2 separate regions of the Homo sapiens genome follow, and region 2 is linked to region 1. Evidence: read pairs that join two places in POLR2A ChIA-PET (ENCODE). Cell type or tissue: Panc1. All regions are shown on one strand. Links, peaks and the distances in the headings refer to the core of each region. The heading gives the core; the rest is flanking DNA.

What was found. Peaks named below come from ENCODE experiments on the same cell type or tissue, not always from the same donor. Only the 100,000 strongest peaks of a DNase experiment are listed, where the experiment ranks them.
Region 2: POLR2A ChIA-PET joins it to region 1 with 7 read pairs; 4 of 35 experiments call an interaction of 5 or more read pairs at or near these places.

What each region holds. Positions count from the first base shown.
Region 1 is chr3:57,867,366-57,870,297 of GRCh38, forward strand. All of the region lies in intron 13 of SLMAP (sarcolemma associated protein), which reads left to right. Among named protein-coding and RNA genes, the nearest start is that of SLMAP, 110 kb to the left of the region's middle. In Panc1, for the core only: no CTCF peak of the experiment used is centred there; no DNase peak of the experiment used is centred there.
Region 2 is chr3:57,795,680-57,798,611 of GRCh38, forward strand. All of the region lies in intron 2 of SLMAP (sarcolemma associated protein), which reads left to right. Among named protein-coding and RNA genes, the nearest start is that of SLMAP, 41 kb to the left of the region's middle. In Panc1, for the core only: no CTCF peak of the experiment used is centred there; no DNase peak of the experiment used is centred there; H3K27ac peaks cover 322 bases.

The DNA.
Region 1 (2,932 bases), core at 261-2,760:
TCCAGTTGGTTCAGATGAAAATAATAGTAGACTGTTTTCATATTGTATTAATATAATTGTTAAAGACTCCTTGATTTTAAGAATAAATATTTTAGATACTTAAAGGTAACTCCTTGCCATAATTATTTTTTCCTTATTTGTGTGCTTGCTTTTTTGGTGGTGATATATTGAGTTACGGTATGATAGTGACTAATAGAATATTTTAAAAGAAACTAAGCAATAAATTTCTAGATGTACACGAAAACTTAGTTAAGGGTGGACTTTGGAATAAGATGCGTCACTTAATTCCATTCCAAATCACTTATAATAATGAACCAATTTTCAAGTATCCCAGTATTACCAATGTCCATACCCATATTATATAATTTTAACTAAATTATTCTTTAAATAGTAGAGAGCCAAATATAGTTGTAAGAGAATATTTTTAAATATCTGAAGATGTTAAAATTAATAATACTAATACTTTCAGTGAATCCCATTTTAAAAATTAAATATAATGTAGCTACTAAAAGCACAGGTTTTGTACTGTAAATTTTTTGTGTGTCTTATCTAATAAGCATAAGCTGAATGTATCTTAGAGAGTAAAGGACAGTGTTGTCCGAAATAAACATAAGGCTGGGTGTGGTGGCTCACACCTATAATCCCAGCACTTTGGGAGGCCAAGGTGGAAGGATTGCTTGTGTCCAGGAGTTCAAGACCAGCCCGAGCAACATAGTGAGAACCCATCTCTATAAAAAAATTAAAAATTAGCTGGGCATAGTGGTGTGCACCTGTAGACCCAGCTCCTCAGGAGGCTAGATGGGAGAATCACTTGATCCCAGGAGGTCAAGGCTGCAGTGAGTCATGATCACACCACTGTACTCAGCCTGGGTGACAGAGTGAGACCCCATCTCAAAAAAATAAAAAATAAACATAATGAGAGCCACATACATAATTTTAAATTTTCTGCTGGGCAAAGTAGCTTGCTCCTGTAATCCCAGCAAGGGAGGATTGTTTGAGCCCAGAAGCTCGAAACCAGCCTGGGCAACATAGTGAGACCCCATCTCTAAAAAGAAAAAAAAAATTTTTTTTTTAAATTAGTGAGGTGTGGTGGCATGTGCCTGTAATCCCAGCACTTTGGGAGGCTAAGCAGGGAAGACTGCTTGAGGCCATTAGTTTGAGACCAGCCTGGGCAACATAGTGAGACTTCTGTCTCTACACAAAATTTAAAAATTAGCCAAGTGTGGTAGTACACACCTGTGGTCCTAGGTAGTTGGGAGGCTGAGGAGGGAGGATCCCTTGAGCCCAGAAATTCAAGGTTGCAATGAACTATGATTGTGCCACTGTACTCCAGCCTGGACAACAGAGTAAGACCCTGTCTCTTAATTTAAAAAAATTCTGGCAGCCACATTGTATTAGTCAGGGTTCTCTAGAGGGACAGAACTAATGGAATATATATATATATATATATATATATAAAATATATATATGTGTATTATATATAAAAATATATATTATATATGTGTGTATTATATATAATATATATTATATATATTATATATGTGTGTATTATATATAATATAATATATGTTATATGTGTGTATTATATATAATATATGTGTGTATTATATATAATATATATTATATATGTGTATTATATATAATATATATTATATGTGTATTATATATATAATATATATTATATATATTATATATATAAAGGGGAGTTTATTAAGTATTAACTCACACAATCACAAGGTCCCACATAGGCCATCTGCAAGCTGAGGAGCAAGGAGAGCCAGTCTGAGTTCCAAAACTGAAGAACTTGGAGTCTGATGTTCGAGGACAGGAAGCATCCAGCACAGGAGAAAGATGTAGGCTGGGAGGCTAGGCCAGTCTCTCTTTTCACATTTTTCTGACTGCTTATATTCTAGCTGCACTGGCAGCTGATTAGGTTGTGCCCACCCAGATTAAGGGTAGGTCTGCCTTTCCCAGCCTACTGACTCAAATGTTAATCTCCTTTGGCAACAACCTCACAGACACACCCAGGATTAATACTTTGTATCCTTTAATCCATTCAAGTTGACACTCAGTATTAACCACCACACACATTAAAAATATAAAAAGCTGGGTGCAGTGGTACATGCCTGTTGTCCCAGTTACTTGGGAGGCTAAGGTAGGAGGATCCCTTGAGGCCAGGAGTTTGAGGTTGTAGTGCACTACAATCACACCTGTGAATAACTACTGCACTTGATCCTAGACAACATAGCAAGATCCCATCTCTATTATATATATATATATATATATATATATATAATATATATAAACAAAACAAATTCTAATGATCTATTTTGCCTACAGCATCCAAAATATTTCAATATTAATAAATATTAAAATGATTAATAAATTATTCATAAAATTTCATATCACTGTTTTCTTACTAATTCATTGAAATCATTGTACATTTGTTTTATGCTTAGGACATCTCAATTAGAGCTAGCCACATTTGAAGGGTTTAGTAACTACAGTAGCTAATGGCTATAGTATTAGATAACACAGGTATATAAATAAAAATCCATAGGAAACTCATTTATATAAATAAAATGTATTTTAAGTAGAGTGGTTCTCTATCTTTTTATATTAATATCAGATTTTATCTAAACCAGTTTAGTAAATATTTTAATGTAGAGTTCAGATAAAAGTGTGATTGTTAGCTTTGTAAGTAATGGTAGGATGTCCCTCTTTAATAAATGTCATCTTAAGTTCTTTGATATTAGTCTGAAATATGTTTCAAATATGTTTTGTAAAGTCCTTTAGTTAAGTTAAAATATCATTCCAAATGAGTTTATATATATATAACATGATGATGTAGTTTGAGTTTTTAAAGTGTTACCATAGCTAAAATGGGATTTATGAAAAACAACTTTTTATCCTGGCAATTACTATTATACTG
Region 2 (2,932 bases), core at 197-2,696, 72 kb before region 1:
TAACATAAAATGTACCATTTGTACAATTTTAAGTGTACATTTCAGTGGCATTAAGTACATTCACAGTGTTGTGTAACTATAACCTCCATTTCCAGAACTTTTTCATCATCCCAAACAGAAACACTGTACCCATTAAATAATAACTCTCCCTTCCCCCTCCCCCAGCCTCTAGTAACCTCTATTCTACTTTCTGTCTCTAGGACTTTGCCTATTCTAGGTGCTTCAAATAAGTGGAATCATATAGTATTTGTCCTGATAGTATCTTTTAAAGTGTAAATATTTTTAATTTTGATGAAGTCCAATTTATCTATTTTTATTTTTATAAGTAATTTTTAGTAATTAAAACATTTTAAATTCATGTTGTCACTTGTGCCTTTGGTGTCATTTCTAAGAAGCCATTGCCTAATTTAAGGCCATAAACATGTATTTTAACCATTTTGAGTACTCTCTTACTTGGCTCTCCCTTCTATATTTAAAACATCCACCAATATAACTATCAAAGGTTTTATGGGAGGAGTTTTATTAAGTGTTCTGCTCTTTTTTGTTGTTGTTAAGATCAGAATAGTAGTTTTCAAACGGTAGAGTCTTCTGGGATGTTTAGTAAAATAAAAGTCCCTCAGCTGTTTTGTGTATTTGTAATAAACTTCCAGGAGACTTTGCATGATGTGGTTGAAAGAGTGTGGAATTAGGATAGTCTAGCCTGGTAATTAAGAGCATGGATCGTGGAGCCTGACTACCTGGGTGTGAATCGTGGCTGTGTCACTTCCTGGCTGATTTTGGACAAGTCACTTGTTCTCTCTGGACCTTCGTTTCCTCCCTCATAGGATTGTTGCAAGGATTAGCTAGGATATAGCTATAAAGCACTTAGAATATCTGCAAAGCACTTAGAACGATTTGGCAACAGTCACCATATAAGTATTAGCTATTATTATACCCTTTAAGTCACAGTAATGTCATTTCTAGAGACCTAATCTAAGAACATTATCAGAGATGTTACATAAAGATGTGTGTATAACAGTTTCATCACAGAGACTGATTATAAAATTAACCACATATAGTCAGTAGACATATGGTTAAATAAATTAATGAAATGTCATATAACCATTAAGTCACATTGTCAAAAATACTTAATGCCTTGGGATGATATCAGTGAAAATGTCAAAAATGCAACTATATGTAGAATATGTCTCTAAAATTTTTTAAAAATTCAAGGCAAGGGGCTGGATATGGTGGCTCATGTCTGTAATCTCAGCACTTTGGGAGACCGAGGTGAGAGATCACTTGAGGCCAGGAGTTCGAGACCAGCTTGGGCAATGTAGTAGGACCCCCGTCTCTATAATTTTTTTTTTTAAATTAGTCGAGCATGGTGGCATGTGCCTATAGTCCCAGCTACATGGGAGGCTGAAGCAGAAGGATCACTTGAGCCCAGGAGTTGGAGGTTACAGTGAGCTATGATTGTACCACTGCCCTCCAGCCTGGGTGACAGAGTGAGATCCTGTATCTTAAAAAAAAAAAAAAAAAAAAGCCAGGTGTGGTGGCTCACGCCTGTAATCCCAGTACTTTGGGAGGCTGAGGCAGGCGGATCACCTGAGGTCGGGAGTTTGAGACCAGCCTGACCAACATGGAGAAACCTTGTCTCTACTAAAAATACAAAATTAGCCAGGCGTGGTGGTGGGTGCCTGTAATCCCATCTACTTGGGAGCCTGAGGCAGGAGAATCGCTTGAACCCGGGAGGTGGAGGTTGCAGTGAGCTAAGATCGCGCCATTGCACTCCAGCCTGGGCAACAAGAATGAAACTCCATCTCAAAAAAAAAAAAAAAGTACGAGGCAGGAGAGTGGAATGTTAGTCGTGTAATGCATATAAAGCAATATGTTAAACTGTTGATGTGGTTATTCTTGGAAGCTGGGAGGTGTTATTTCAATTTTCTTCTGTACTTTATTATATTCTTCTGATTTCAATAAGTATTTTATACTTGGAAAAACAAAATAAATTATTTTTGAAAAAGATTAAATGAAAAGCCTCATAATGTGAATAGGAAACCTGAGTTTAGTACCAGTTATGTTATTAAATAGTTAGAAACCTTGGATTAATTTTATCTCTTCCTTGAGGAGCACAGTTTGCTTATCTGCAAAGTGATGAGTTGGGCTAAAATAGACAGTATGGTAGAGCGGTAAAGATCTGGAAGTCAGGAGTGAGGAATTAGGGATGACAGCTGTGGAGGTCACTGCAATGGGTTCATATCCTGGTTTCACCTCTTATTACCTTGGTGACTTTTGGCAAGAAATTTAGCTTCATTGTGCCTCAGGTTGTTTTTCATTTGTAAAGTGCAGATAATAATAATACCTCATATGGGGCTGTGAAAATTAAATGAGTTAATATATGTGAAGGCATACATGGCATGGCACACGGTAAAGACTAAATAAATGTTAACTAATTTTATTGGTATGTAAGCTCCTTTCTAAGCAGTCATTTATTACCAAGAATATTTTTAGTGAGGTGGGTGGTTTCTTAAATTTGTCTGTCATTTGAAAGTTTAACTAATTTTTTATTTAGGTATTTTCAGGATTGCTGAAGCTGTCTGTTTGTGAAGTAGAATATTTTGGACTTTGGACTTGCTTTGTTTACTTGTCTTGTTCTTATATAGGCGGCTGCTTTGGGGCCCTAAGTTACCTCATTGATGAGGGTATTTTGTAGTCCTTTTTAGCACTAAAAATCTCATACTTGATTTTCTAGAGTGTTTTCTGACTCTCTTTGTTTTGAAACTAATGTTGTATGCAGCTTAATCTAAGTTGCATGGGCTGTTAGGTTGTAGCTATTTTTCCTCAACTGATGTTTTAATTTTAAATTTAGGAAATGGCATAAAACCCAAGAGAATATATATTATAGCTCAGTTGACTAGCCTATTCTAGGAAAAGCTAACATTATGACATA